4 separate regions of the Homo sapiens genome follow, and all the other regions are linked to region 3. A link is a loop called in an ENCODE intact Hi-C map of the cell type or tissue named here. Cell type or tissue: endothelial cell of umbilical vein. All regions are shown on one strand. Links, peaks and the distances in the headings refer to the core of each region. The heading gives the core; the rest is flanking DNA.

The links. A loop is a pair of places that touch in the nucleus more often than their neighbours do. Peaks named below come from ENCODE experiments on the same cell type or tissue, not always from the same donor. Only the 100,000 strongest peaks of a DNase experiment are listed, where the experiment ranks them.
Region 1: a loop joins it to region 3, with 6 times the contacts of the local background. A loop is called at or near these places in 10 of 110 quality-filtered maps.
Region 2: it touches region 3 in a loop (7-fold over the local background); 19 of 110 quality-filtered maps call a loop at or near these places.
Region 4: it touches region 3 in a loop (4-fold over the local background); 7 of 110 quality-filtered maps call a loop at or near these places.

The regions. Positions count from the first base shown.
Region 1 is chr4:72,292,595-72,300,588 of GRCh38, reverse strand. ADAMTS3 (ADAM metallopeptidase with thrombospondin type 1 motif 3) reads left to right here. Exons shown (of 22, transcript NM_014243.3): 18 at 2,147-2,312; 19 at 4,803-4,935. Among named protein-coding and RNA genes, the nearest start is that of NPFFR2, 260 kb to the right of the region's middle. In endothelial cell of umbilical vein, for the core only: a CTCF peak has its summit at 4,445 (motif pointing left); a DNase peak (open chromatin) is centred at 4,448.
Region 2 is chr4:72,501,012-72,509,005 of GRCh38, reverse strand. All of the region lies in intron 3 of ADAMTS3 (ADAM metallopeptidase with thrombospondin type 1 motif 3), which reads left to right. Among named protein-coding and RNA genes, the nearest start is that of ADAMTS3, 64 kb to the left of the region's middle. RefSeq lists an enhancer at 3,360-3,654. In endothelial cell of umbilical vein, for the core only: a CTCF peak has its summit at 3,601 (motif pointing left); a DNase peak (open chromatin) is centred at 3,555; H3K27me3 peaks cover 348 bases.
Region 3 is chr4:72,699,162-72,707,155 of GRCh38, reverse strand. No RefSeq gene overlaps it. Among named protein-coding and RNA genes, the nearest start is that of ADAMTS3, 130 kb to the right of the region's middle. In endothelial cell of umbilical vein, for the core only: a CTCF peak has its summit at 4,759 (motif pointing left); a DNase peak (open chromatin) is centred at 4,745; H3K4me3 peaks cover 299 bases; H3K27ac peaks cover 209 bases.
Region 4 is chr4:72,882,676-72,890,669 of GRCh38, reverse strand. No RefSeq gene overlaps it. Among named protein-coding and RNA genes, the nearest start is that of COX18, 180 kb to the left of the region's middle. In endothelial cell of umbilical vein, for the core only: a CTCF peak has its summit at 3,806; no DNase peak of the experiment used is centred there.

The DNA.
Region 1 (7,994 bases), core at 1,346-6,345, 410 kb after region 3:
AATTGTGTCAAAATTAATTATCCACATTTATGTGGGTCTATTCTAGACTCTCATCCTGTTCCATAATAAAATATATGTTAATCAAAGTTTTATTTAGCTTATTTTAAATATGAATGATTGGAGGCCAGAAGCTGTATTTCATGCTGATATAATTACATTGTATTCTTTTCTAGCAACATGAGTATCTGGCTTTAGAGACCTGATGCTTAACCATCATGATAGATGCTTCAAGACTTGCCCACTGATTATAATCTGACCACAGCAAGTGGTGTGGGCTGGAGGTACAAGAGGGAGATTTGTAGCTAGGAGATGAGGGTGTAGACAAGCAATGTTCTATCATTATGACATTGCTTTTCCATTCTGAGTCCTGGAACATGGTGGCTAGGCTGTCTGGGGCAAAGAGAATTAGATATCTGGCTAGAGTGTAAGGGTTGTTCGAATGGTGCTTGATTTTTAATGCTGTTTTAAAAAAAAAGACAGAAAAAAGAGAATAAAAGCCAGATAACCAGATCCTCTACCCCCACTGATTTTAGTATCACCTCATTTCTCAAACAAAAGGTAGTTCTAAAAATTTAGTTTGGAATACCAATGAATTGCACATTTCTCTCTTTGCATAATCAGTAAAATCCTATGAAAGCTACATGAAAATCAATTTTTTTAAAGGCAGCTTTGCCCTGAACAAAATTAAAAGGCAAGAGACAAACTGAGAAAATATTTGCAACTCATATTACAAAAAGGAATTCATATCTTTAGTGCACAGATTAGGAGAGAAAAAATGTGTACAGTTCCAATAAAAACCAGGACAGTCATGCAATGTACAGTGTTTAAAATATGTGAGTAATAAACTTAGGAAAATTAAACTTTATTAGTTATCAAATAAATAACAACTAAAATCATGATATTTTTCCCATCCAATTAATAAAGGTGAAAATTATGTAACATGTAGTGTCAAATGGCCACTTTCATACACTCTCATTATTAAAGTAACAATTGTTCTAACTGTTCCGGAGGACCATTCACCAGTCTATCAGAAGAACTAGAATTATAAAAAGTGTTTGTTCCCTTCAGTCTACTAAGAAACGCCAGAAATCCCCACAAAGGTTGGGAAAATTTCTAATGAAAACAAATATTGAAGAGTTACCACACACTTATTAACAATAATACATAACAATTTTAGGATTACAGACTATGCTGACATTTAAAAGTATATTTTCTTTTTTTAACTTTTTTTTGTACAAGTGCAATTTAGCTACATTGATATCTTGCATTGTGGTAAAGTCAGGGCCTTCAGTGCATCCATCACTGGAGCAATGCACATTGTACCCACCAAGCAAGTTCCCATCATTCAGCCCTCCTTCCATTCCCTCTGACCCCTCTGAGTCTCCAATGACCATCATTCCACACTCCAAAAGCATGTTTTCAAAGAATATTTTGAGAAATGTGCATGTTACATGAAATAAACAAAGCCAGGAAAGTAAATATGTCTGTACACACACACACACACACACACACACACACACACACACACACACACAGAATGCAAATATCTTGAGGGACTATCACAATAATAAAAGTGACTGGTTTTCTCTAGTTAGGTAGAATTATGATTTTTCGTTTTCTTTCTATTTTTCCATAATGTATATATTTTCTGGAGGGAACATTACTATCTTTATCATCACAACACAACAATTTCCGTTGAAGACAATTTTAAAATGCACCAAAATTTTTAAATTTAAAAATTCAAAAAATTTAAAAATTTAAAAATTTTAATTTAAAAATTTTAATCCTTTAATTTTAATTATAATTCTTTACACTTAAAAGTTAAAATCCTTTAAAAAGGAGATGATATAATTTAAGGAAACCTACAGTGAACCTTATAAAGTTATTATTTTTATAATACAAACTCTTACTCCTCAGTGTATGTATTTTTTAACACTTTTATGTTAAAAGTTTTATAGATACTTCATCTTTTTCTTAAACAGGGCACATTTGCACTATGGTTTATAGAAATAAAAACATTATAATTTTTGAAACTATTTGAAAGTTTTCAGTTTTAATAAGAGCAATATTCTGAAATATTTGTAATTTTACACTCAAAATTTAAAACCCTCAGGTGATTTACATATTGATTTCATGTGTATGTTAGATTATACCTCAAGAAAATGATACCCGCTCTAGCCTGACATATAAGTACATCATCCATGAAGACTCTGTACCTACAATCAACAGCAACAATGTCATCCAGGAAGAATTAGATACTTTTGAGTGGGCTTTGAAGAGCTGGTCTCAGTGTTCCAAACCCTGTGGTGGAGGTAACCATTGAACACATTTATTATATTAAAATGTAATGCATATAAAAACCAATCTTGCTTCTACCTTTATTGCTGTCTCTAATCGAGGCCACAATCTGAGAAACACCAAACATAACCATCAAAACATCAATACAAAACATTTTTACTGAAATCTCAGAATCACCAAATCATAGGATTCCTTTCATAACAGTGACAGACCTTAAAATCCTCTTGCCCTTTTCTCTCAGGTCCTTTGTCTTGCATTTACTGTAGTGGTACCCTTAATCACTTTATTCTTCCCAAACTCCAAAACTCTCCCAAATTCAGTGTACTCTGGTCCTCATCTTTCTTCTTACCTACTTTTGCTTTCTGTATCTCTCTGCATTTCTACCAGAGTTAATAACAAAAGAGCTATTGGTTACATGACTGTGTAACTGACTATGCTATGTATTTGAAACCAGATACTGTTCTAAATGCTTTATATATCAATGCATGAATACTCACAATGGCCCTACGCAGTTGGTACTGTTGTTATCTCTGTTAAAGTGGTAGCAAAACTGAAGCACACAGAAGATAATTGCCCAGAGCCCATAGGATTCAAACCCAGATAACCTGGCTTCTGAACACATGCTCTCACTCACTGCACTGTGCTGCCTCCGTTCCCTCTCCAGAGTCCATTAAGCTGGATTTAATGTCTCTCAATTTCTCCCATCATCCATTCCTCTAGTTCTAAACAAGTGCTCCATTACCAATTTCCCACCATGGGCAGGAGAAGGCAAGAGGCTGTTACAAAAATGACAGCAAATAATTGAGAACAAAATTTGTATTAGGCAGTGCTTGTGTAAATTATTTATTTTATAATTTTAAGTTCAAGGCTGTATTTCTAAAGTGTTTTCTTGAGGGAAGAATACAATAGTTAAGTATTTTAAATGACATCTCTTTATCCATTACAAGATGCTTATTTAATTTGGACCCTCCCTTCTGCTGTACTCTCAACATTTACTTGGTCATAATATTTGTCAGATATACCTTCTTCATATCTACCACATCTATTCCTTCTTCACCAGACTCCAGTCACCACTTTGGGAGGGACGATTATTGCAATAGCCTTTTAACTAGTCAACTAATATTGATGTTCTTCTCTTCCTTAATTTACAGGGTAATTTTTCTTGAATGCATGCATGAATGAATGGTAAAATTATATTATTTCCCAGATTAAAATCCTTCAGTCTTCTAACATGTTGCCCTGAAGACACAACATCACTTTATGTAGCATTCTTTCTAAAAATGAATCCCTTGAATCTCATCATTAGAACACAGTTAAACAGGCCCAAATTTCGGAACATTTTATAAAACAAATAGTTTTTAAATTTCAAAACTAGTAAATGCCGTAAGACAAAAAGAGGTTCAGTAATTATTTCTGATTGATGGAGGCTGGAGACATAACAGTTAAACGCAACATATGATCCTTGACTGGAAAAGGATTGCCATAAATAACATGATAGGGACAACTGAACATTTTTGAATAGGTCTGTATGTTAGATAATAGCACTATGTCTATGTTAAATGTCCTGATTTTAAGAATTATATTATAGTTATATAAGAGAATGTACTTCTGAAATCTGTGCTGAAGTATTTAGGAGTGAAGGATCAGGATGTCCTCAACTTTCAAATGGTTCAGCAAAATTATATGTATATTTACACACATACACATATATAAAGAAATATAGCAAATGTGACATAGTCACAAAAGATCAATCTAGATGCAAGGTATACAAATATTGTTTTTTCTTACAACTTTTGGATAGGTTTGAATTTTTTCAAATTTATATACATAATTACAAATATAAAAGTTGATGTTTGAGAGACCCTCAGTAACTCCCTATAACCTTCAGGATAATGTCCAGAAACTTGTTAGACACTGAAGGCTTTCAAGATCTGATCCTTCCCTAACTCGTGCACTCTTCACACATGATCCTCTAGCCACATGAAGAAACCGCAGTTTTTCACACGTTATTTCCTTTGCTTGGAGAATAATTCTGCTTCATTTCCATTACCCCATACTATTTGAACTTCAGTATTCTGCTGAAGAAAAGTACTGATCCTCTAAGCTTTCCCCTCCCCTCCAAGTTACAGATCTCTTCCCTCTGTGTTCCTTTGGTGCCCTCTACTGTAAGTTATTTACATAGTTTTCTAAAAGCCTATGTCACTAAGTATTGTCACAGTGGTTTTCGTATCTACCTCTCATGCTAGACTGTGTATATTTAGAGTCTAGTTCTTTAACATGCATGCAGTTGCAATATTTATCAAACGTATTCTCTGAAAAGGTAAAAGTTTTTGTTTATTTAATGTTCTTTGGGACCTTCAGCACCTATTGAAGTGCCGGTTTGTATGCACTCAATACATATTTATTGAATGGATGAATAAATGTATGAATGAGTAAGTGAATAATCAAGTAACTATCAGCATGAAGAAGTGATTAAATCCAAAGAACTTTATTTCCTTTTCCAGGTTTCCAGTACACTAAATATGGATGCCGTAGGAAAAGTGATAATAAAATGGTCCATCGCAGCTTCTGTGAGGCCAACAAAAAGCCGAAACCTATTAGACGAATGTGCAATATTCAAGAGTGTACACATCCACTGTAAGCATCTATTTTAACTATCATATCTGGAGGTCAAAATCAGGACTTCACTGCCTTTAGCTCTTTTTAGTTTTGATTTTATTTTCAGTCAAAGCTCTATATAGACATGGTTTAAATAGTCAAGTCACTTCACAGGAATTATATAAAGCTGCAGTTCTGTGCCTTTCACCACATTCTTGTTCCTCAAAAACAACCACTTTCAACTGTTATATTTATTTTGATATTTGGTAATTACTTGCTTCCATCTAAGTCAAATGTTTTTGCTTCTATTCCTTGACTTTTTTTGGGAGGTGGGTTAGACATTATACATTGAATTTTCACTGTGAAATCTGAAGATTGTATTATTTTATGACCACTCCGCAAATGCACACCCAGAGGCCACACTTTCTCCTTCCCTGCTACTCCCATTACTGACCTAACATACCTTTTACTGATCGCAATATTCAGGGTTTGTATTAACATGTATCTCTCTTAATACCTGAGTCACACAGCATGCATTGATTATTATGGTTTCTTTCTTGTAACGTTTCTTCCAGAATAAATGAATATTTTGATTTTATGTATTTGATCTTCTACTACTTTTCCCTAATTCATTCCCAAACTCTCTTTCTCAGTATCAATCCCCTCAAAATACTAAACATCCAAGTATCCTGTCACTTTAGTCTCCATAGAAATGGAAGAGTCTTAGAGAACAGAGAGTTCTCTGTGTTCCAGCTCCAGCTTGGACTTTTTACCAGCTTTCATCCTAGGGTTTCCTTTCATCATCCTCCTTGGAATTCCTACTACGTTTCTCTTCTCTGGGATTTACTGTTACTCCAAACTATAATATATCATCCCTCAGACTCAAAAATACTGTTCTATTATTATCTACACTCAAGTGTTGCTGTTGAAAAGTCAGTTGCCATTCTGATTCTCAGTTCTTTCTCAATGACCTGTTTTGGTCTCTTTGTCTTTCAAAGTTTGTAGGACCGTCATTTTGTTCCTAGTGTCCTGAAATCCCAGTGATGAAATTGACTTGGTGCTCATTTTTACTCATCGTTGTGCTGTGTACTTATAGAGTTTTTTAATTGAAAAATAAAAATTGTATGTTTTTATGGGGTACGATGTAATGTTTTGATGTATGCATACATTGTGGAATGATTAAACTCAGCTAATTAACCAATCTATCACATCACATACTTATCATTTTTTGTGGTACACACATTTCAAATCTGCTCTCCTAGCAATTTTGAAATATCAGTTTCATAATTATTAACCATAGACACTATGCTGTTCAGTAGATCTCAAAAACATGTTTCTTCTAACTGAAACTTTGTACCCCTTGACCAACATCTTTCCATTACTCCTTCACCCTCACCCAAGCCCCTAATCACCACCATTCTAGTCTCCACTTCTGTGAGTTCCACTTTTATAGATTCCACATATGGAATCTAGAAAACAAGTGAAGGTCACATGGTATTTGTCTTTCTGTGTCTGATTCATTTCACTTAGCATAACTTCCTCCAGTTTCATCTATGTTGTGGCAAATGACACAAACTTTTAAATAAATAAAATGTATATCTTTTATCTCTGGAAGATTTTCTTGTATTTTTTTTGTTTTGAAAAAAATTCTCCCGTGTTCCTCAGTGTTCTTTCTTTCTGGGACATTAGTAGCTTGGATTTTCTCTCCTATTGTCCATTGTTGCACTTGCCGAACCTTTCATTTTTGCTATCATATCATTAATATTCAAGAGATCTATTCAAGTATTTCTTTTTCAAGGCATTTGATTTTTATTTCACAGATGCAATGTATTCTTTTATCTCTTCTGGAATATCAAGGATTCATTTCCTGTTTCTAAGTAATTTCTTTTGAGTTCTTTTCTTCCACTTCTCCACACCCACTCCACCTCCATCATTTATGTTAGAGGATTTCTATGTGGTAATCCTGGGATGTTCATACGTGTATAAAAATGCAGTGTTTAGAAGGCTGATTAGAAGTTTGCCTTACAGTCGTGGCTCGTGGGCTCAACTATAGGGTGATCTGACTCAGCTATTTTATTGAAAGAGCCTCAATTAATTGTATATTTAGTGTTTTTCTTATAAAAAAGATTCCATAGAACAGAATCAATTTCTTGCCTAGGGAGTGTAAGCCAGTTTAAAGGCTGTTCTGGAAATGTGTATAGGTTTCTAAAGCGATCTCACCATTTCACAGATGGATTTTTACGTAACCTTCTGTTTTCACTGTGGTTTCTTTCTCTCTTGATCATGTCTATTGTATCCAGTTAAGTCTGGTTCACATTCTACAGAGGATAAACCTCATGTCTTCTGCGTTGGAGGAGGGCAAATCACCCTGTATGGTTAAGAATCAGGAGGTCTAACTGCTTCCAAACAGACTTTTCATTAGTTATCCTGCTTTCAGTCTTGGCTTCACCCTTGTTTTCACAGCTCACACTGAATCTAAGGCCTCTAATCCCTAAATATTTCTAAAGTTCTACAGTGCAAGTCAGTTTGCTCATCACCTTGTACTGCTGAGTTGGACTTCATTCTTCTTAGATCTGCTGAGTTAGTTTCCATATGTCCATCTGTCTTCTAGGTTCCAAAATTATGTTGCTGTGACTTCCTCTCAAATTTCTTTGTCTTTCTAGATTTATAACATTTTTGTCATTTACTTTCATTCTGAGATCTTAGGAGGGAATGGAGGTAATCAGAAGTACCTATATCTGTGAAGTATAATATTTGTCTTCAAAAGAGAGTCATCACTGAAGTCTTCAAAATTGAGCAAAATTCCTCAGTCCAGTTGCCTTGAGACATTCATTTTACCACCAGTTTGACAAGCTAAAGCAGTCTTAAACTGTGAATACCAAAGACTGCCAAGGTTTTAGCATGGTTATATTTTGGTGCCTCATATATATGGAAAGAAAAATAAATTGCAGAGGGAAAGTAACTTTGGAAAAGGCAAATCCATTTTAGCCTGAATTACATACAGACAGCTTGCATAACCAGATGGAGTCAATGGTGACCACCCTTTGGGACTTGGTAACCATGTGTACTGGAGAACTGTGTGTAATGTTGTATCCACA
Region 2 (7,994 bases), core at 1,465-6,464, 200 kb after region 3:
TTTAGTTTCTATGTATTTGTATAATTTCTAGAATTCCACTTGTTATTAATTTCTAGTTTTATTCCATTGTGGTTAGAGAAGATGCTTGATATTATTTCAATTTTTTTGAATGTTTAAAACTTGCTTTTTGACCTAACATATGGTCTATCCATGGGCATAGTAAAAGAATGTGTATTCTACAGCTCTTGGATGAAATGTTCTGTAAATATTTATTAGATCCATTTGGTCTATAGTGTAGATCAAGTCTTGGCTCATATTTAACTTGGTAAAAAAATTATACAGTACGTATTTTTTGTTAACTCAAATTATGCCAAAATAGTATTCCTCCTAAGAAATTCTTATAGAATGTAATAATGAATAGCTATGACTGATTCAATATTGGTATTATGAAATTACTCTTGTTTATGATTGAATCAGCCAGATGATATTTGTAAAAACATTCCTTCGAAAATTCAAATTCTTTTCTCTAACTCTTCTTTTTCTTGGAAAAACTTATTAAGGAAATGAAACGTATTTAAATCAGAAACTCATTTAAATCCTTTTTTGACTCATCTTCCTAATGTAAAATATGACCATACTCATTGTTTTCTCCAATTACCTTGAAAAATATCTTAGAAAAGTAAGATAAAAATAACTCTCAATTTTTTAGGTTATTGGTGGGAGATTTTAACCACTAACCCATTTTAACTCTTCCATTCAGTCTGCTTATAGGCCTCTAAAGAACTATTGCTATGAGTGAGTCATTGCTGAGGTACTGAGACAAATGTAACACCCCAACTGTTAGCTGTAATTTATAGAGAGGAGATTTGCAGGGTCAGTGGAAATGTGTGTTTAGGGGGACTTCTATGTTTTACTTTAATGACTTATGAATATTTTACAATGTGCATGTGTTTGTTTATTGCCCTTCAGAGATGTGGTTTTGAATTGTGCATGTAACTATGCATATTATTGTTATGGTGAATGATAATTTTGCACAGTCCATGTTATTATGCATTTTACTTGCATATATTCTAAGGTAAAAATGACATACTTGATGTTAATAGAGGCATATGTGACTTAATAAATCAGCATAAATGTAAAGCAGTAAACAGGCAATAAGGCGTTAAATATGCAAGTCAAAAAAGGACATTTGACTGTGTACTGGATATTCATAACAGGAGATTTCAAACCTTTAGTTAGAAAATAGACAGATAGCCTGTGGAGGGTTTTGTTAGGCTAACAGGATAAACACAAGAGTGGCTCTTGATTTTATGACAATCTGAAAGGGTTTCATGGATGCAGTGGTGGGATTTTTATAGTGCTTTAAATGCTCATTGAGAAACAGTGCCCTACAAATAGTGTACCGAAACAAGGTGTGTTCTCAAAATGTGTCTCTCTTATCAGTTGGAGTTTTTTGGTTGCTGGCAAGAGAAATGCTATCTGGATAACATCATGAAATAATGAAATATACTAGAAACATATTAGGTAATTAACAGAAATTGAAGGCAAACTTAAGCAACCAAGCTTCAAGAGCAAGAACTGGGATAGTGAGAGGACTCACAATCAAAACATAGTTCCTGGGAAATTGGAATGGTTAGGTTCCAGCTATTTCGTATGGCCCTTATCTAGATTTAAATTCTCAGGAGTCAGATTCTGATTGTACAATCTTGGATTGAGTTACCAAGGCACAGTAACTAACAGCTCATCAGAGCTGCTGAGACTCAGCAGGGGTTGCCCTCCGAAAGAGGCATAAGGTGTGGTTGTCACAAGAAGAGGAAGGGAAGCTGGGCAGGCATATATAATGGACCTGCCACAGACAGTGATGGTGCTTTGTAGTTCTTTTTTAAAAAGTAAAAATAAAAAATAGGCCTGAGTGGTCTCAAACTATATTTATACACACTTATATATGCAGATATACACATTCACACATACATATTTTATATACTGCATTTAGATAATCTCTGCCACTTTTTCCTTCATTCACTATTCTTGTTGATATATGGAGTGGTACACTACAGTCTTCTTTTCTCCCCTCAAAGAAAAAATTTAGAAGAAGGTGGATTAGAGGCTTTTAGTGTGCTTCAGGCACTTGGAAATAGCAAGATAGTGCATAAAGACCAACTCTGTGAACTTTAATTCAGGAAGAAAAATGGGAATCCACTGGAATCATGAAGGACATCCCAGATCCTGGTGGGGGAAAATGTGGGCAAACAGCCACATGACAGAGACTGGCTGATAAAAGTGAGTGAAGCCCCAGTATGTGAGAGAAGCAGAGAACCTCCCTCTGTGACACACTTTTCCACTGGGTATGTGAGCAACCCAGGTCAAGGAAGAACGCTCTGTTTCTCCCAGGTCCTGGAGGTAACTTAGGGAGAGGCTTAGAGATGCTGTGAGGGAAAGATACCAGAAAGAGCTGCAAGCATTTCCCTAGATGTGGGACTGAGAACAGCACACAATTTTTAACCTGAGTTCATATAAAATCAGCCATTCTGTGGTGAGCTGGCATGATGGACATGTAGGCATTTTAGTCTTGGGCCAGCAATTGAACTGCTTGCTTTGGAGCAGGGTAGGGGTCACCACAGCCAGAACTTTGGAAAGTGCCTCAACAGTTGGCACTGGAATTGTGCCCTCCCCCAATCACAGTTCTTCTGAATGATGAGACCTGCAGCCAGGGCCAGCTTGACAACCTGGATCTGGTCTGCATGTGCCATTGCTGGGTGCCCCAGCCTGTTCCCCTGAGATTTTTGTGCAGCAGGGTCTTCTCTGTTCCAGAGCCAGGCAGATCTCCAGGCTTTTTGAGCATCCCTTCACCTTGATCAGCAGCCTAAGCCACCCCACTTTTCCTGTGCATAGATCGTAGTGCAGTGGAGCCCTCTTTGCTCTATACATAAGCAGATCTCCAAGAATTAGGAGCAACTGCTAGCATAGACTAACAGCCTGAGTCACCGCATCTTTCTGTGCAGAGATCTGGGTATGGGGGTGCCCTCTCTGCCTCATGCTCAGGCAGATCTCCATGCATTGGAAGCCCTCATTTGCCTGGTTCTGCAGGCATAATTGCCCCACTCTTTTTGTTCAGAGATGTTGGTGCAGGGACACCATCTCCACTCCACACCCAGGCAGATTTCCAAGCATTTGGAGCACCTGCTCACCTGGAACAGCAGCCTGAGCTGCTTCACACTTCCTATGCAGAGAGATCCTGGTGCAGGATGGTCCTCTCTGCTCCATGCCCAGGCAGACCTACAGCCATCTGGAGTGTCCACTTTCCAGGATTAGAAGTCTAGGCTGCCCCCTGCCATCTCCAGGCAGGGAACTCAGGGCTAAGGAGGTTTCCCAGTTTCATGCCTACCTATACCTCTGGGTACTTGGTGGCTGCCCACTGGACTGTCTCTTAGCACTTGTGCATGTGCCTGCCATCAGGGGACCTGTAGGTGTATTTGTCCATCTTGCCCTTCCCCTCTACCGTCTCCTTCCAGGGCTGAGGAGGGAGCTTGGACTGCTGTGCTTTCCAGGAGTCAGCCCATTCCCTGGGGCAACAGACAGCTTTTACCAGTAAACAAGGATCAAGCATATACCCTGCCTTATTGGCCATAGCCGGCTCTTACCCATAAGCGCCATCTACTGACTTATAGGTCAAATTGCATACCCCAGTAAAAAAATCTACCAACAGAAGTGCATAGTGCTATAGGGTCAAAGACAAAAGACCTTACCCATCATTTTCTTCAGTCACACACTCTAGGGAAGAGGGTAAAGAGACAGGGAAAGAAGAAACAAAACAACAGTATTATAGAGAAAAAGAAAAAATCCTACCCACATGAAAATAACTATAAAAATTAGAATTGCCAGCATCTCCAAATGATAAGGAACTAGCACAAGAATTCTGACACCATGAAAAATCCGAATGTAGTGACACCACCAAAGGGTCTCACTAACTCTCCAGCAATGGTCCATAATCAAAATGGAAACTCACAAATGACAGATAAAGAATGTAAAACGTGGATTGCAAGGAAGCTCAACAAGATCCAAGTCAAGGTTGAAAATCAACACAAAGAAATCTTCTAAAGCAATATGGGAAATGAAGGGAGAGATAAACATCTTAAAAAGAAATCAATTAGAGCTTCTGGAATTGAAAACCTCACCTAAGAAATTTCAAAATATGATTGAAAACTTTATAAGTAGCTTTACCAAGAAGAAGGACTTTCAGAGATTGAAAACTGGGTTTTTGAACTAATCCAGTGAGTTAACAATAAAGAAAAAGAATTAAAATAAATGAACAAAACATTTGAGAAATATGGGATCTTGTAAAGCATACAAACATACAAATTATTGGTGTTTCTGAGAGGAGGTAGAGAAAGAAAACAACCTGTAAAAGATATTTGAATGAAAAATTTAAGAAAATTTTTCTAACCTTCCTAGAGAGGTAGATATCCAAGTATAAGAAATCCAGAGAACACCTATGAAATACTATACAAAACTAACATCCCTAAGGCATATGGTCACCAGACTGTCCAAATCCAGTGCTAAAGAAAAAAAATTAAATGTAACCAGAGTAAAAGGTCAGATCATGTACAAAAGGAACTCTATTGGGCTAACAGTGGTCTCAGCAGAAACCTTACGAGCCAGAAGAGATCAGGGCCTATTTTCGGCCTTCTTAAAGACAAGGAAGTCCAATCAAGAATTTCATATTTCACCAAACTAAGCTTTATAAATGAAAGAGAAATAAAATATTTTTTCAGACAAGCAAGTACCAAGGGAATTTACCACTAGACCAACTTTACAATAAATCTTGAAAATGATAAAACAATACCTGCTACCACAAAAAGACACTTATGTACATAGCCCACAGACCCAATAAAGCAACCAAACAGTAGAAACTACAAAGCAACCAGTCAACAACTTCATGATAGCATCAAAACCTCACATATCAATATTAAAATGTAAATGTTCTAAACATCCCACTTAAATGGCAGAGTGGCAACTTGGATAAAAAAGCAAGACCCATCCATCTGCTGTCTTCAAGAGACCTATCTCACACATAATGACATCCATAATATCAAAATAAAGGGTTGGAGAAAAATCTATTATGCACAAAGAACACAACAAAGAGCAGGGATAAGTATTCTTATATTAGATGAAACAGACATTAAACCAACAACAGTAAAAAAGGACAAAGAAGGATATTACATAATGATAAAGGGTTAAATTCAACAAGAAGACTTAACAGTCTTAAATATATACACATCCAACATTGGAGGACCTGTATTCATAAAGTACTTCTAGACCTGTTAGGAAATGTAGACAGTCACACAATAATACTGAGGGATTTCAACAACTGACTGACAGCCTTAGAAAGCTCATTGAGGCAGAAAGCTAACAAAGAAATTCTGGACTTAAATTCAACACTTGACCAATTGGAGCTGATAGACATCTACTGAATACTTTACCCATCAACCATAGAATGTATATTCTCAATTGCACATGGAAAATACTCCAAGATAGACCACATGCTTGGCCATAAAGCAGTCTCAATAAAATAAAAACACTGAAGTCATACCAACTATAATCTCAGACCACAGTGGAATAAAAATAGAAATCATTACCAAGAAAATCTCTCAAAACCACAAAGTTACATGGAAATTAAACAACTTGCTTTTGAATGAATTTTGTGTAAACAATAAAATTAAGGCAGAAATAAACAAATACTGTCAAGGCTGGGAGTGGTGTCTCACGGCTATAATCCCAGCACTTTGGGAGGCTGAGGTGGGTGGATCACAAGGTCAGGAGTTCAAGACCAGCCTGGCCAAGATGGTGAAACCCCATCTCTAGTAAAATACAAAAAATTAGCCAAGCGTGGTGGTGGGCACCTGTAATCCCAGCTACTTGGGAGGCTGAGGCAGAGAATCGCTTGAACCTGGGAGGGAAAGGTTGCAGTGAGCTGAGATTGCAACACTGTACTCTAGCCTGGGCAACAGAGTGAGACTCCATCAAGAAAACAAAAACAAAAGAAACAAAAAAAACCTTTCAAATAAATGAAAATAGAGACACAACATACCAAAAATATCTAGGATACAGCATAAGTAGTGTTAAGAGGAAAGTTTATAGTGCCAAACACTTACCGAGGGGAACATCACACACCAGAGCCTGTCAGTGGGTGGCGGGCTAGGGGAGGGATAACGTTAGGAGGAGTACCTAATGTAGGTGATGGGTTGATGGGTGCAGCAAACCTCAATGGCAAGTGTATACCTATGTAACAAAACTGCATGTTCTGCACATGTACCCCAGAACTTAGAGTGTAATAATAATAAAAAGAAGTTAGCAAGATCTCAAATTAATGATCTAACATTGAACTTAGGGGAACTAGAAAAATAAGAACAAACAAATCCCAAAGCTAGCAGGAATCACTTAAGTCAGAAAAGAACTGAATGAAATTGAGACCCAAATATCCACACAAAGAATCAAAGCAACCAGAAGTAGGCGTTTGAAAGAATAAACAAGATTGATAGATTGCTCTTTAGATTAACTGTGAAAACAAGAAAGTCCAAATAAGCACAATAAAAAATGGCAAAGGTGACTACAACTGATTCCACAGGAATACAAATGATTCTCAGAGACTATTATGAACACCTATGTACACACAAACTAGAAAATCTAGAGGAAATGAATAAATTCCTGGAAACACGCAACCTTCCAAGATTGAATCAGGAAGAAATTGAAACCTTGAACAGAATGGTATCAAGTTCCAATATTCAATCAGCAATAAAAAACTTACCACCAAAAAGAAGCCCCAGACCAGATGGATTCACAGCCAAATTCTACAAGATGTACAAAAAAGACCTGGCACTAATCATACTGTAACTACTCCAAAAAATTGAGGAGGAGGAACTCCTCCCTAACTCATTCTATAAAGCCAGCATTACCCTGATACCAAAACCTGGCAAAGACATAACAAAGAAACAAAACTATAGGCCAATATCTCTGTTAAACATAGATGCAAAAATCTTGAAAAGGAAATACTAGCAAACTAAATCCAGCAGCACATCAAAAAGTGAATGCACCATGATCAAGTAGGCTTCATTGCTGGGATGCGAGGTTTGTTCAACAAACACAAATCAAAAAAGGTGATTCACCATATAAACAGAATTAGAAAGAAAATCATACGATCATCTCAATAGATGTGGAAAGAGCTGTTGATAAAATTGATAACATCCCAGTATGATAAAAAAACCCTCAGGAAATTAAGCATTAAAGAAATATACTTCAAAATTTTAATAACTGTCTATGACCAACCCATAGGAGACAACGATACTAAGCAGTCAAGAACTGGAAGCATTCCCCTTGAGAACAGGAACAGGAAGCTAACTCTCACCACTCCTATTCAACATAGTACTGGGAGTCCTTATCAGATAAATCAGGCAAGAGAAAGAAATAAGATATCCAAATAGGAGAAGGAGTCAAATTATCTCTCTTTGCTCATGATATGATTCTAGAGCTAAAAAAACCCTAAAGACTCTGTCAAAAAGCTGCTGGTACTGACAAATGATTTCAATGAAGTTTCAGGATACAAAATCAATGTATAAAAATTAGTAGCATTTCTATATATCAATAATGTTTAAGCTGCGAGCCAAATCAAGAACACAATCCCATTTAAAATAGCTTAAATAAATATACATAAAATACCTAGGAATACATGTAACCAAAGAGGTGAAAGAGCTCTACAAGGACAACAATCAAATACTGCTGAAAGAAATTATAGATGACACAAATAAACTGAAAAAAATTTCATGCTCATGGATTGGAAGAATTAATATTGTTAAAATGGCCATACTGTCCAAAGCAATTTACAGACACATTGCGAGTCCTCTCAAGCTACCAATGTCATTTTTCACAGAATTTGAAAAAACTATTTTAAAATTCATATAGAAACAAAAAAAGGCTCAAATAGTCAAAGCAATGCTAAGCAAAAAGAACAAAGCCAGAGGCCTCACATTACCTGACCTCAAACTATACAATAAGGCTAC
Region 3 (7,994 bases), core at 1,650-6,649:
GAGGAAAATAGAATAGAGCATATGTCACTGCTGACATGGCTTATCTTGTTGACGTGTTTTAACAAAATGTTTACTTCAGAGCACTCTGTTCAGCAGAATTGAGTTGAAGGTTGCCAACCAAAATGGTTAATTAGTGTCTAATCAAGACAGCTAAAATGAGTAGTTAGTTCTCATCTTTGAGAATGTCTCATGTCTAAAAAATGTTTTAAATAAGTTTGGCCTGCCTGACAGGTGTCTTGAGTGGGGCATTTGTAAGGCCACAGGAAGCGTAAGGTCGACTGCCTGGGACCTCTGATTGAACTTGTCAACCGAATCAGGTGCTTCCATCCGGACATCAGCTCTGCTCCTCCGCATAGGAACTGACCTACTGAAATGAGGTCATAGATACCAACTCCAACGCCCAAGTTTACTTTAGAGTTTTGAAATAGTCACCAATTCTTGACTATTTTTTAAGGCATTCTGTTCTTGTCGCAGAATTCTTGTCTAACACTTGGCATCTTTTTCTTTTTCCTTCCTTCTTCCCTCTCATTCTCCTTCAATCCCTTCCTTTCTTCCTTCCAGGGTACTTGTTATTAAAATTTTTATTTTCTAAATCTTGTCTTGTTTTTAATGCTCAAGATGAGGCACAAGAACCTGATTTAGAGATGTATCATATTTGATCTACTGGGAAGGCCTCCAAGATGCAGAAAATAAGGTTGAGAATGGAAACTAGGGGGAAAAGGTTTGTAGTACATTTTCATGCTCCTAGTAAATAAAATCCATTTACTTCTCAAATTTACATTTTCCTTTAATAATCAAGAATAGTATTCTCAAATACAGAATCTGCTGGAGTTCGGTGTTTAACTGGCTATTTTTTTAAGATGGCCATGAATCTTTGTATTCAAATTATTACATAATTGGCAAAGAACTGAAGTTCTAACAAATGCCTTCCTCATTTCATACATAAATGAAAACTTCATTTATATCCAAACTACACATGCTTATCAGTTGCAGCCATAGGTTTGGCTACAGAAACAGGAGTTAGGTAAAAATCAAAGAAAACACTCATTCTGTGAGAATGAATTGGCTATATAAAATTTTAAGTGATGTCATATATTTTACTATTATTTCTAAATGGTTTGCTGAACACCTTTTATATCAATAAGATTGTAATAAATGTATATAAATATATATTTATATAAAAGCATACATTTTTTAAAGATTGTTTTCCCATATATATAATATTTAATTATTCATCTTTACTTTCCTTTGTTTCCTGGTCCTATTTTTTTGTTTAAGTAAGGATTTTTCCTTTTTCTTATAATGTTAGCTATTAGTATACAGCCATCCAAAGAGTCAGTCAGTTGTCTAGGGAGAGTAGTAATGTAATCACCCAGTGGGTTCACCTTGCCCTCTGCCTAGACAGAACCGATTTATCAAGACAGGGGAATTGCAATGGAGAAAGAGTAATTCACACAGAGCCGGCTGTGCGGGAGACCGGAGTTTTATTATTACTCAAGTCAGTCTCCCCGAGCATTCGGGGATCAGAGTTTTTAAAGATAATTTGGTGGGTAGGGGCTTGGGAAGTGGGGAGTGCTGATTGGTCAGGTTGGAGATGGAATCATAGGGGGTTGAAGTGAGGTTTTCTTGCTGTCTTCCCTTCCTGAGTGAAACGGCAGAACTGGTTGAGTGAGATTAACCGTCTGGGTGGTGTCAGCTGATCCCCCAGTGCAGGGTCTGCGAAATATCTCAAGCACTAATCTTAGGTTTTACAATAGTGATGTTATCCCCAGAAGCAATGTGGGGCGGTTCAGACTTGGAGCCAGAGGGTGCATAACCCCTAAACTGTAATTTCTAACCTTGTAGCTAATAGGTTAGTCCTGCAAAGGCAGACTGGTCACCAGGCAAGAAGGGAGTCTTTTTGGGAAAGGGCTGTTATCAATTTTGTTTCAGAGTCAAACCATGAACTGAATTCCTTCCCAAAGTTAGCTCGGCCTATGCCCAAGAATGAACAAGCACAGCTTAAAGGTTAGAAGCAAGATGGAGTCGGTTAGGTCTGATTTTTTTTCACTGTCATAATTTCCTCAGTTATAATTTTGCAAAGGCAGTTTCAGTAAGAATGGAAGTATATTTTCATGGCATTTATACAATTTTTGTTTAGACAACTACTAATTTAAAAATGTTGGTATTAATCATGACTTCTCAAGTGGATTGCAACTTCTCAGGTTGCTGCCTTTTACTTGAAATGTCTATGATGTCTGTGCATCAGCAATAACTACACCACACCTACTTGCTGCACATTCAGCATAGTGTTTTTGTTTAAGAGAGAAAACATCGAAAGCGGATATGGATACATGGCTTTAGAAATAACAATAGACAACATAGAAGAATTTTCTACCAGATACTAATTTTTATTAACTAAGCAAGTAATTTTTGTTTAAGAGAGAAAACATCAAAAGCGGATATGGATACATGGCTTTAGAAATAACAATAGACAACATAGAAGACTTTTCTACCAGATACTAATTTTTATTAACTTAGCAAGTAATTGATATTTTGGGCTTGTGAAATAAAAGAACAAACCCTCAGTGGCACACATTTAACTTGACACCACACTTTTTTTTAGTAAAATACTTCATTGGCAATCGGGGGTAGTTCTGAGTTTTGTGGGGCCTGAGAATTATATTACTTAGGGTGTCCTCTTAAAAAAAGGGGGTGGGGCACATTATTTTACACAATATGTAAAATATTATTTTCACAAAAGTGAATATTTATTTAGAATACAATATTACAACAAATTATAAATTTTACAAAGTTGACACATGGTCACAAACATTACAACATCAGGAAAAATAATAATTCATACTGCCTTTTTATATGATGACAATTTTTTAATTACATCCATACAAAAGATAGAAAGATAATTAAACTTTCTTCTAGAATGGTCGATAAAAATTTGTGGCTTTTATTGATGAAAAATTTTCCTTCAGTTTCATAACTTGTTATTGGAAATGTCATGCAAATTTTTAGAACTGCTATCAAATTTGAGAAAACCTTTCTCATCTTTCTTTTACATATGAGCTGTAAGATTTGAAGGGTGTGTGTGTGTGTGTGTGTGTGTGATTAACTGTAAATACTATTCAGATTTATGATACTCCTTAACTAATGTGTCATTGCTGTCCTTGTAGTGACATATGAGTTTTATGACATTGTCAGTGTCAATGTTTTGTGTCAAATAAAAAAAATAAGAACCAGTAAAGTATAAATGACCAAGGGAAGAAAATGAGCAAAGCTATGTTCCAGCAAAGGTGAGGAGTCCAATTTGGATAAGATACAGGGTGCAGGTAAGATAGGAGAGACAAAAAGGCAAAAAAAAAAAAAAAGTATTGGAGTCAGAGAGGAGGAGGGAAATACTATCACATCCTGGCAAGAGCTTGAGGATGAACAATCATAAAAAGGTCTGCTGATGGATAACAAAGCATGCAAAGAGCAAGAATATAAAGAACATTATAGAGTAGGCAAAGCCAGATGTGAATCCTAGCTTTGCCATTTGCTAACATATAGAACCTTGCTACCATTAACTAAACTATGCATGGAAATGACTGCCAGCCACGTAAATAATTCCACCAGAACAAACTAAAAGTGTCTTCAAATCTTCCTTAGCCAATCCCAAAAATGCTTGTGGCTCTTCCAACACCACCCACCAAAAGGGGAAATGTGACAGAGGAAAAGCTGGAGTGGAAAGTGTCAGTGGAATTAACCAATTGCAGTGAGAATATCTTATACTTTTCAATTTTGTAATAATAAAAAAAAAACATTTCTAGGGCCCTGTTAGGGCCGTAAGATTGTGCAAGTGAGAGGCCCAGAGAGGTAAGTTTTATCAGTTTTACAGTAAACAAGCGTCTGCTGGCAATGTCATGGTGGAAATGACATTTTGGGTGCTTCCTACATAACCATGATAACCACAGATTAAAATGGAAATTGAGGCTAATTCTGAAGTGGCTGCCACCCTTGCTCCTCCTCTGCACTTACAGTAAGATCACATTTCTGTGTCTGGTAATGACACTTGTAACTGTTGTAGACAGTGAAAAGCACTTGTCACTGGGTATTTGAAAGCTTCCAGAGATCACTGTATTTATTTGCTGCTTCTAGCATACTTTAATTGATTGGAAAAGGCTGAGGAGCAGTGGAGAGACTACACGAACATATTATCCAAATTTTATGATCACTGAAAAGCTCAACACATCTTAACATGAAATAGACATTACACAGTAAAAAACAAAAATAAAATTTCTTATTTTCCAAAAAGTAGATAAAAAAGAACCAAATTTTTATAAATGAGAAACATTGTGTTTGCTGTTCATTGTTTTTGTTATTGGATTAAATCCTGAAACCCATAAATGCTTGTTATAAAAGGCTTTTCTTTTATCATATTACTGCTTCTCTATATTCTTACTCCATGGAAGATGATCTCTTTCCCCTGTTGGGCCAGTGGTTGTCTCCTCTGGCTATAAAATAGAATCAATGGAGTACTTTAAAAAAATACCCATTTCCTAGGCATACTCCTAAGTATTTGCAACTTAAAAAAACCAATCTAAATAATTTTAATGCACAGTTAGGGCCGATAAACAATTTACCAAATAAAAATCAGAAAAAGACATCTTTAGGTTAACCTTCAGCAGTTCCATTACTGTGCCAGGATTTAAGAGAGAGGAAACAGAGTCAAGATTCTGTTTATTTCAGTCTACAAGCATTATAGCTCCACCTACTGGGAGGATGGGCCTTTAAAACGGAGTGTCTACTCTATTTTTCATACAGTTGCTTTCGTTTCAGCCACGGCAAAATAAATTCAATTCTGATTTAAAAACAACAAAAATTAGTTTTTCTCTTAGTCCACTTGTGCTATTATAACAAAAATACCTTAAACAACAGAAATTTATTTCTCACAGTTCTGGACGCTGGGAAATTCAAGATCAAGGTGCTGACAGATTCAGTCTGGTGCGGTCCTATTTTCTGGTTTATGGATGGCACCTTCTCACTGTGTCCTCACATCGCTGAAGGAGCAATGAATCACTCTGGAATCTCTTTTATAAGGACACTAACCCCATCAGGGTTCCATCCTCATGACCTAATCATTTCCCAAATAACATAACCTAATAACACCCCACCTCCTAATAATAAACACTTAAGAATTTTGGGGGGAGGACACAAATATTCAGTCCATAGAAGTACCTAAAACCTGTATTTTGTAAATCAAACAAAATTCCTAGTTTCTTGGCTATAGTGAAAGGTAAGGCAAATGTAGACAAACATATCAACATACTTCTTCAAATGTTGAAGATTTCTCCAAGTAGGCATTCCATTTTATCTTTACTTCATATCCCAACTTTTTAATACATATGCAAATAATTCCATCCAATACCTTTTGATGAATGAATGGCACAGTTTTCACCACAGAAAAATATAAATGGGATGAAAACTTGTGCTTTGGCTCCTGATCTATAAGACACATCTTCTTACTCTAAGGAACTACTTTGGAATAATTACTCTCACTTTGACCTTTACTAATTTGTTAAAAATTAGTTTTAAAAGTCCTTTGGCCTTTAAGTCTTCTGTTGGGGGAGAGGAAAAGAGGCCAATGGATGATAATGCTGTCTTTTCTTCTTCACTTATGACCTGGCATATTTCTTTAAAGTGAAAATGCTCATCATTAAATATTTACTTTTAGTTTGTGTAGAAATACATGATAAATGCTTGCTTCTTTTTATTTCACTGTTTTCAAAATACTGAATTTGTTTTCTAAATTCCTCCAATGGTTATCAATGTGGGTACTTCATAATATCAAAATGAATGCATGATTTTAAACTTACTTGATGTGTACAATTTTTATAGCCATTATTTTTATTGCTATTCAAATTATTCCCACTGTCACCAGTGGGAGCTCCTTCAAATTGGTTTTCAAATCCTTTAGATTTAATCCTAGGAGACTTTTTCTCCTTTTGCCTCCCCATTTTCTGGATTGACAAGATGTTCTAATCTCCTGTTTTGTATTTCTGCCCTAGATCTAGAATCAGCCATTTTTTCCAAGAAGCCCTGGTTGATTTAGTGGAATATAGTAGAGACAACTGTCAGGACAATAGGCATTCTCTTTGCTATTGAGTTGTCATTGCTAGCCATGATCAATAGACAGGGCTCAGAAATACATGTTTTTAAAGATAAAATTATTATGAGTTTATACAAATATTATTCCAATTGTATTTGGAGCTGTCTTAGTCAGCTTGGGCTGCCATATGAAATAACAGAGAGTGGATGGTTTAAATAATAGAAATTTATTTTCTCACAGTTCTGGAGGTTGGAAATCTGAGATCAAGGTGCCAGCAGGGTGAGATTCTGGTTGGCCACCTTCTTGCAATGTCCTCACATGGCCTTTCCTCAGTATGTAACAGGGTGAAGTCTGGGGAGAGAATTTATTTGTCTTCCTCTTCCTATAACGGCATTAATCCCACCATGAGGCCCCCACTGTCTAATCTAATCTAATCTAATCCCAATTATCTCCCAAAGGCCTCATCTCAGATACCATCACATTGGGGATGAGGGCTTCAATATATAAATTTAGGGGGACACAAACATTCAGTTCATAACAGAGCTATAGGGTTTGTACTAATTTGATTCATTTTAAATACAAATTTTATTTCTCCCACATCAAAAATCCTGGTTCTCGATGTTGTTAGCGTAATTAATAATTTGCTATAATAAAATCCGTAAGCTCATTCTACTTTTCATATACTTTCCCATTCTCCCAAGTTTTTCATAGTTGTGGTAAATCTATATTGTTAGAGCACATAGCCACTTCATACTGTATTTACTGTCTTCTACCATCCTTTAGGCTGAAGCTTACTCTCTAGTAGATTCCTCAGGAGGTATTAATGGGAATAATATTCCCTGCATTTCTGCATATTCTTAAAAGATTTTGGCCTTTATATTTGAATATCAGTTTCAATTGTTATAAAGTGCTTTACTCACATTTACTTCCCTTAAGAATCTCAACCTACTACTCCATTGTCTGCCAGCATAAAGAATTTCTGTTGAAACATAATGATGGGTAATCCCAGCACTTTGGGAGGCCAAACTGGGAGGACTGCTTGAGCCCAGGAGTTTGAGGCTGGGCAATATGACAAGAACTCATCTCTACAAAAAAAATTAGCTGGCTGTCTTGGCTTGTACCTGTAGTCCTAGCCATCTGGCAGGCTGAGGTGGAAGTGGAAGGACTGCTTGAGCCCAAGGAGTCGAGGCTGCAGCAAGCAGTGATTGCACCACTGCACTCCAACCTTGGCAACAGAGCAAGACCCTGTCTCAAAAGTAAGTAAATTTAAAAATATATATAATATAATGATGATAATCACTTTCTTACTTTTATGGGTGTCTTGTCTTTTTGGCTGGAAGCTAAGAACATTTTTTCTTTTCTTAAACGTCTAGTACTTTTAGCAGAATATATTTTGGTGTTAATAATCTTAAGTTGGTATTCCCAGATATGAAGTATATCATTTCCAACATAGCTCTAAATCTTTTTTTTATTGTTTCAGAAAAATCTTCTTCATTTATGACTTTTAGTATTTGTTGTGTTCAATTTTTTCCCCTTCAATTCCTAGTGTGTGTGTGTGTGTGTGTGTGTGTGTGTGTGTGTGTGTGTGTATGTATGTTGGATTTTATTTACCTATCTTCTATATCTGCCCATTTTGCTTGAATAGTTTTTCATGCTTATAGAATAAGGTATTTACCATTGTGTTTATTACACCCTATCTCTTAAGGTATTGTGTTTATTCATTCGTATATTCTGCCTATCTTAGCTTTTGTTTCTGAAATAATTTTTTCTCTTATTTCTAATTCTTTCCTGGGTTCTATTAGATCTCTGAAATCTTTTATCTCTTCAATTGCCTTATTTCTGCATTTTCCTGATTCAGACTTATTTAATTTATCATAATGTCTATAATTTTCTTAGTTTCTATAAGAAATTA
Region 4 (7,994 bases), core at 1,099-6,098, 180 kb before region 3:
AAAACAAAACACCACATGTTCTCACTCATAAGTGGGAGTTGAACAGTGAGAGCACATGGACACAGGGAGGGGAACATCACACACTGGGGCCTGTCAGGGGGTGGGGGGCAAGGGGAGGGAGAGCACTGGGACAAGTGCCTAATGCATGCAGGGCTTAAAACTTAGATGACGGGTTGATGGGTGCAGCAAACCACCATGGCACATGGATACCCATGTAACAAACCTGCACATTCTGCACATGTATCATAGAACTTAAAGTTTAATTAAAAACCTATATAATAGTCTAACATTAATTTATGAACATGTCATTTAAATATTTTAGAATTCTATTTTAATGTTTTTTAATCTTGAAAATGTCAATAAAAATTATTTACTTTAGATGGAAATTCATGTGGTTTTAGAATTAATACACTTTTTCAAATTCAAAATATTTTGACATTTTTCTCTATTGTGTGAGCAAAGGGAACACCCATAGAATCATGCAATCTTTACTGCTTTAAACCAAGTTTATGCTCAGGCTTCCTATGGAAGGTGATGATGCTAAACCTAAATCCAACTTAAATTAAAATAAGTTGGTATTTGGGGGAGAAAGTGTCAATGGCTCCAGTGGGTAGAGATTTGCACTAGATAATTGCTAATTTTTTTGAAGATTTAGATAAATATTTTTATTATCTTCTCAAAAATATTTAAATATGTATATAATATGTACATTCAAAACCTGATCTTTATTTCTCAATCTCACATTTAATAGTTAGCACTCTAACTCCATTACAAATTAGATTGTTCATGTAAAGAATTAGGGCTAACTCATTAAGTAAGTTATGATGCACTTTTAAATGGTTTATGTAAGAAATAAACTCTGATTATCTTAGCCATACAGACAAACCATTCCACCTATTCAATCAGCTTATACTGATGTCCCTTATAAGTGGTAGTACAGTTATTTTAAGAATATGTTGAATTGGCCGGGCGCGGTGGCTCACGCCTGTAATCCCAGCACTTTGGGAGGCCGAGGCGGGTGGATCATGAGGTCAGAAGACCGAGACCATCCTGGCTAACATGGTGAAACCCCTTCGTCTCTACTAAAAATACAAAAAAATAGCTGGGCGTAGTGGCAGGCGCCCATGGTCCCAGCTACTCTGGAGGCTGAGGCAGGAGAATGGCGTGAACCTGGGAGGCGGAGCTTGCAGTGAGCGGAGTTTGCGCCACTGCACTCCAGCTTGGGCGACAGAGCGAGACTCCGTCTCAAAAAAAAAAAAAAAAAAAAAAGAATATGTCGAATTATCTATCTTTCTTAGTAGACTCTAAGTTCTTTGAGGACAAGGGCCATATAATTTATCTTTTAAGCTATGTTTTTATTTTTTAAATTGAAAAATAAAAATTGTATATATTTGTGGTATACAATATGATACACACACATATTTTGAAATAGCTAAATTGAACTATTTAACATATCCATTACCTCACACACTTTTTTTGTGGTTAGACACTTAACATCTACTCCTGGTAATTCTCAAGAATACAACACATTGTTATTAACTATAGTCACCATGCTGTACAGTAGATCTCTTGAACTTATTCCTCCTGACTGAAATTTTGTATCCTTTGACTAAACATATCCCCAATCTCCCCCACACACTTTAATATTTAATTCTCTATAATTCAACACATTTTAATTACTCTTTTCATCTAATTATTACTTTTTAAAGATGAGCCCAGAATATCACAAACTCTTAAAAACAAATGCTTGGATGGAGTGAACATCACAGGCATCCCAGGAATCGTAGAGTGGTGCAATGAACTATGTATCACCTATGCCCTGTAGCTTTCTGAAAATCTACCCCCATACATAACATCTCACAGTCATGAAGACAAAGTTGACCTTTCCTAAGTGGTTGATCCATCACACCAAGTTAAAAATAAATTTGTAGTTTTAGAAATGAAAACCAATGATCAAGGAGCAATTTTATTTACAGTATAAATTTCCCCTTTGGAGGTGATACATGGGATCAAATGCCGAGTTTGTAAGGCTGTGGAGAGGAATATTTGAGTTTTTGTCTCATACCACAATTTCCTCTGAATAATTTTAGAGCCTGAGTAAGTCACGGACATTTATCAAAATAGCATGCCTGTCTCATTTTTCCTAGAAAATGACTTATTTTTTTATTTATATTTAGGAGTAACTAATTTTTTCATTTCCTGACCATTGCTCACTTACTCATTAGTTTGATAAATTTCACTTGACTATTCCCATATGTTTGTCCACTTTGTGAATTATTATGCATAATTACTCATTTCTCATACTCTGCATTTTAAGTACTTTCCTGATTGTGAACTCTTTTCACCAGATTTCAGGGAAGAGAAAAAAAAAGTGAAAAATATAACTGGCTATTATGAGAACTAATGACAAATCTAGAAGAGGTTTGAGATAAGAGCAGATCAAAATCATTGGCTTACCTTTGTTCATTGATGTACTATTATTACCTGAAATGGCACTTAGAAAATACGTGGTATTTATTAAATAAATAAATGAGAATTCTGGATTACTTGTGGGCTTTTTTTCATTGTTGAGCCTGCACTGGTTTCCCAGATGTATATTGGCTCATATTTTCCTTTTTGTAAATTTTGTATTCACATTCTTTGCCATTTTACTGATTAGTGGTTTATTAACCTGTAAAACATTATACACCTATAAAATAGTAAAACTGTGCCAAAAATGTTGCAAATATTTCTTTAAACATATTATCATATTAGTCTTTAAGTTATAGAATTACTGGTCCATGTAAAAAACTATTTACTTTAAATCCACAAAGACCTTCTCTATTCAGAGATCAGATATTCATCTAAGTTTTCTTAATTTTAAACATATCATTTAAAAACAATATATTAATTCACTTGGCATTTATTTTGATGTATGCTTTGTTTGACTTTAGGATCTAAATTGATTCTTAACTGGTAAATCAGCTAATGTGTTTAGTTGCAAGGAATTTATTCTGTCTGTTTGGGCAGAAAAGGAATTTATTAAATGGGTATTGGGTAAGTCACATAATCACCAAGAGGTTTGGAGAACCAGTGTGGAGGCTATGCAGACAGCATAATCAAATACCATCTTGCAAATCTGTCCTCTATGAGCCTCTGCTGCAGTTCACACAGTGAATGCCACTGGCATTGAACATTGGATATTCAGTCACTTGGAGCCCAGGACACTCAATCTTGCTGCAAAAACCACTGCTGAAAAATTCTTCGTGTTCCTCTCTTCTTTGGTGTATTCTGCACTCAATTCAACATCTGGGGCAAGCGTGTTATCTGCTAGAATGTAGGGCATAGTTCAGATGCAAGCTCAGAGGAGATTGGGAAAGTAAATACCTGCGTTTTTAATTACAATAGTGGCAGGTAGGTTTTTCCTGCCTCCAAAACTCATATGGAGAATAAGGAGAATTCTCTAAACATTAGGGTGGGATTCAGATGCTGAGATTACGTGGTTTTCTTTCTTGAAACTATGGATCAGTTCATCATAATATATGTTAAACAAACTTGCCATAAACTCTTGGTTTGTGGGGAATATTGGGTTGTGGGGAATGGAACACCTACTACCCCTTGTTTAGAGTTAAAAATATAATCTTTGTGGTGTAAGTGCTGAACATGAATTTCATCTTTGCCATATTCTTGTCTGTGATCTTAAGTAAATTAATTAACACCTTTCTTAGCCTTAGTTTGTCTGTCAGTTTGTGATGATTATGATTAAAATGAGGGTGACATCCTTAGCATAAGCCACATCTCTTAAAATGTTTTAACATCTGCATAACCTCTTCATACCACAAAGGGGCAGTATTTTTGGAATTTAAGATATACAGGAATATAAGATGCATCCTAATTATGTGTGAGTGTTATTTTTAATTATGCAGTTTTCAAACATACACAAAACTAGAAAGAATAGTTTATTGAATCACACTCTACATTTCACCCAGATTCAATAATTACCAATATTTTGCCATATTTGCTTCATATACGTTAAATGCATTACATTTGACTGGAAGTAAGCTCTGGAGGCTTTAATAGATATGTGTTCAACTTTTTTGGTAAGAATACTTCAAAGGTAGAACTGGCTGCTTCATGCTGTATCACAGCAGGAAGCATACAACATCTGGCCCCACTTTTATGATGCTAAGATTGATCAGTGTGTTCAGGTGGTGACAACCTGATGCCTCTGTTGTAAAATTCCTCATGAATACTTTCATCTAATGGTGTCATCTACTGACACTGTTTTTCTGGCTCAAATGTTTCATTTGGAATTCCAAAATGTTGATTTTTCTAATGCCACCATTCCTTGTACATTTATTAGTTGGAATTATCTTATCATTTAGGTCTATTTAGCTACCCGGAAATATAGGAAAATCAGATACTGGCAAAATTGATGCTTAATATTTTATTTTAAAAACGAATCTTTAGAAGGAGGAGTTGGTTTTCTAGTTACTTTCAATGGTAACCAATAGGTTTTTGATCTAGGGAGTGAGAGGAAATGCTTTCTCTCTTTTATATGCGTTTCTACACAGTTGATATGTTTCAGTCCACTGCATTCAAAAAATTTTTGATGCTCTGATTGTTCCATCTTTGGCTAAGAGGAGCCCTTCATACTGGCTTCTATGTTCTTTTGGTGTGGCCTATTGGTTATGAACTACATTGTACAGTATACCAAAATCCAGTGGGAAGTCATGAATTCTGAGTATATGGCAATTTTCAATAAATTATATAAATATATAAAATTAAATAACTAAGAGAAATATATTCATAGTGATACATAACAGGCAAAAAATGTAACAAATTTACTGGTAAATTGAGTCCTTTACTAAACATAGAGCACATATTGGCACTGTATTTTAATTAATTTTGTTGACGGAAAAGCTATCCACTAGATAAAAGAAATGTGGAAAAGTCTACATAGAACATGCAGGTGAGAAAATATATCAGTAAACATTGGTACAAATTAAATAGCAAAGTAAAATATGTTTACATGAATTTCTATACAAGTAGCAAAAGTATATGAAAATAAGTCATTTGATGAAATAACTGGTTTAATACATAAAGCAAAAAAATAATTTTGAAGGAATTACAATGTCATTCACACGCATATACAAAAAGCAAATATTCCAAGATATATTAATGTTTAGTCAATTTGGCCTGCTAAAACAAACTACTATAAACTGGGTAGCTTATAAACAATAAAAATTTATTTCTCACAGTTCTGGAGGCTGAAAAGTCCAAGATCGAGATATCAGCAGATTTGGTGTGTGGTAAGAGCCCCCTTTCTGGTTCATAGTTGTATCCTCACCTGGTAGAAGGAGTGAGCTAGAGCTTCAGCATCTCTTTCAGAAGGGTACTAATCCCATTAACTCTGAAAGACCCCACCTCCTAATACTAATATTAGGGATTATATTTCAACATATGAATTTTAGGAGGACACAGAATTTGGACCATGGCAATTAAGCTATTTTATTGAGTACTAGTAAGCAGTTCAAACAGGAAAATAGAAGAATTCTAATGGAAATCTGTGTTCAAGAAGATCACACTATGTAACAAACAGCAAACAATAAAGGTTTTATAATCTTCAAAACCTAGAACATGCTCTTCTTCAAAAGTATATAGATTATCAATCACAAAGCTTGATAATACATCATCTCCAGAAATTCTGTGGCATTTGTTCTCTTTATTATTGGCATTTATTTCACTAGAAATTAAGTCATGAGTGTTTTCAAACTATTCTTTTGTAAATACTATTACTCGTGCTTATTTGAAAAATCTGGTGGTTCCAAGATGGCTGAATAGGAACAGCTCCAGTCTATAGCTCCCAGCGTGAGTGATGCAGAAGACGGGTGATTTCTGCATTGCCAACTGAGGTACCGGGTTCATCTCACTGGGGCTTGTTGGATAGTGGATGCAGCCCATGGACTGTAAGCTGAAGCAGGGCAGGGCATCACCTCACCTGGAAAGCACAAGGGGTCAGGGAATTCCCTTTCCTAGCCAAGGGAAGCCATGACAGAAAGTACCTGGAAAATCGGGATGCTCCCACCCTAATACTGTGCTTTTCCAATGGTCTTAGCAAACGGCACACCAGGAGATTATATCCCATGCCTGGCTTGGAGGGTCCCACACCCATGGAGCATCGCTCATTGCTAGCACAGCAGTCTGAGATCAAACTGCAAGGCTGCAGCGAGGCTGGGGGAGGGTTGCCCACCATTGTTGAGGCTTGAGTAGGTAAACAAAGTGGCTGGGAAGCTCGAGCTGGGTGGCGCACACCTCAGCTCAAGGAGGCCTGCCTGCCTCTGTAGACTCCACCTCTAGGGGCAGGGCAAAGCCGAACAAAAGGCAGCAGAAACCTCTGCAGACTTAAATGTCCCTGTCTGACAGCTTTGAAGAGAGTAGTGGTTCTCCCAGCATGGAGTTTGATATCTGAGAATGGTCAGACTGCCTCCTCAAATGGGTCCTTGACCCCCGAGTAGCCTAACTGGGATGTGCCCCCCAGTAGGGGCAGACTGACACCTCACATGGCCGGGTACCCCTCTGAGATGAAGCTTTCAAAGGAATGATCAGGCAGCAACATTTGCTTTTCAGCAGTATTCACTGTTCTGCAGCCTCTGCTGCTGATACCCAGGCAAACAGGGTCAGGAGGAGACCTCCAGCAAACTCCAATAGACCTGCAGCTGAGGGTCCTGACTGTTAGAAGGAAAACTAACAAACAGAAAGGACATCCACACCAAAACCCCATCTGTACATCACCATCATCAAAGACCAAAGGTAGATAAAACCACAAAATGGGGAAAAAGCAGAGCAGAAAAGCTGAAAATTCTAAAAATCAGACCGTCTCTCCCCCTCCAAAGGAATGCAGCTCCTTGCCAGCAATGGAACAAAGCTGAATGATGAGTTGAGAGAAGAAGGAGTCAGATGATCAAACTTCTCTGAGCTAAAGGAGGTGTTCGAACCCATCACAAAGAAGCTAAAAACCTTGAAAAAAGATTAGAGGAATGGCTAACTAGAATAACTAGTGTAGAGAAGTCCTTAAATGACCTGATGGAGCTGAAAACCATGGCACAAGAACTACGTGATGCATACACAAGCTTCAGTACCTGATTCAATCAACTGGAAGAAAGGGTATCAGTGATTGAAGATCAAATGAATGAAATGAAGTGAGAAGAGAAGTTTAGAGAAAAAAGAGTAAAAAGAAACAAACAAAGCCTCCAAGAAATATGGGACTATGTGAAAAGACCAAATCTACGCATCATTGGTTTACCTGAAAGTGACAGGGAGAATGGAACCAAGTTGGAAAACACTCTGCAGGATATTATCCAGGAGAACTTCCCCAACCTAGCAAGGCAGGTCAACATTCAAATTCAGGAAATTCAGAGAACCCACCGCAAAGATACTCCTTGAGAAGAGCAACTCCAAGACACATAATTATCAGATACACCAATGTTGAAATGAAGGAAAAAATGTTAGCGGCAGCCAGAGAGAAAGGTTGGGTTACCCACAAAGGGAGGCCCATCAGACTAACAGCGAATCTCTCAGCAGAAACTCTACAAGCAAGAAGAGAGTGGGGGCCAATATTCAACATTTTTAAAGAAAAGAATTTGCAACCCAGAATTTTATATCTAACCAAACAAAGCTTCATAAGTGAAGGAGAAATAAAATCCTTTACAGACAAGCAAATGCTGAGAGATTTTGTCACCACCAGGCCTGCCCTGCGAGACCTCCTGAAGGAAGCACTAAACATGGAAAGGAACAACTGGTACCAGCCACTGCAAAAACATGCCAAATTGTAAAGACCATCAATGCTAGGAAGAAACTGCATCAACTAATGAGCAAAAGAACCAGCTAACATCATAATGACAGGATCAAATTCACACATAATAATATTAACCTTAAACGTAAATGGGCTAAATGCTCCAATTAAAAGACACAGACTGGCAAATTGGATAAAGAGTCAAGACCCATCAGTGTGC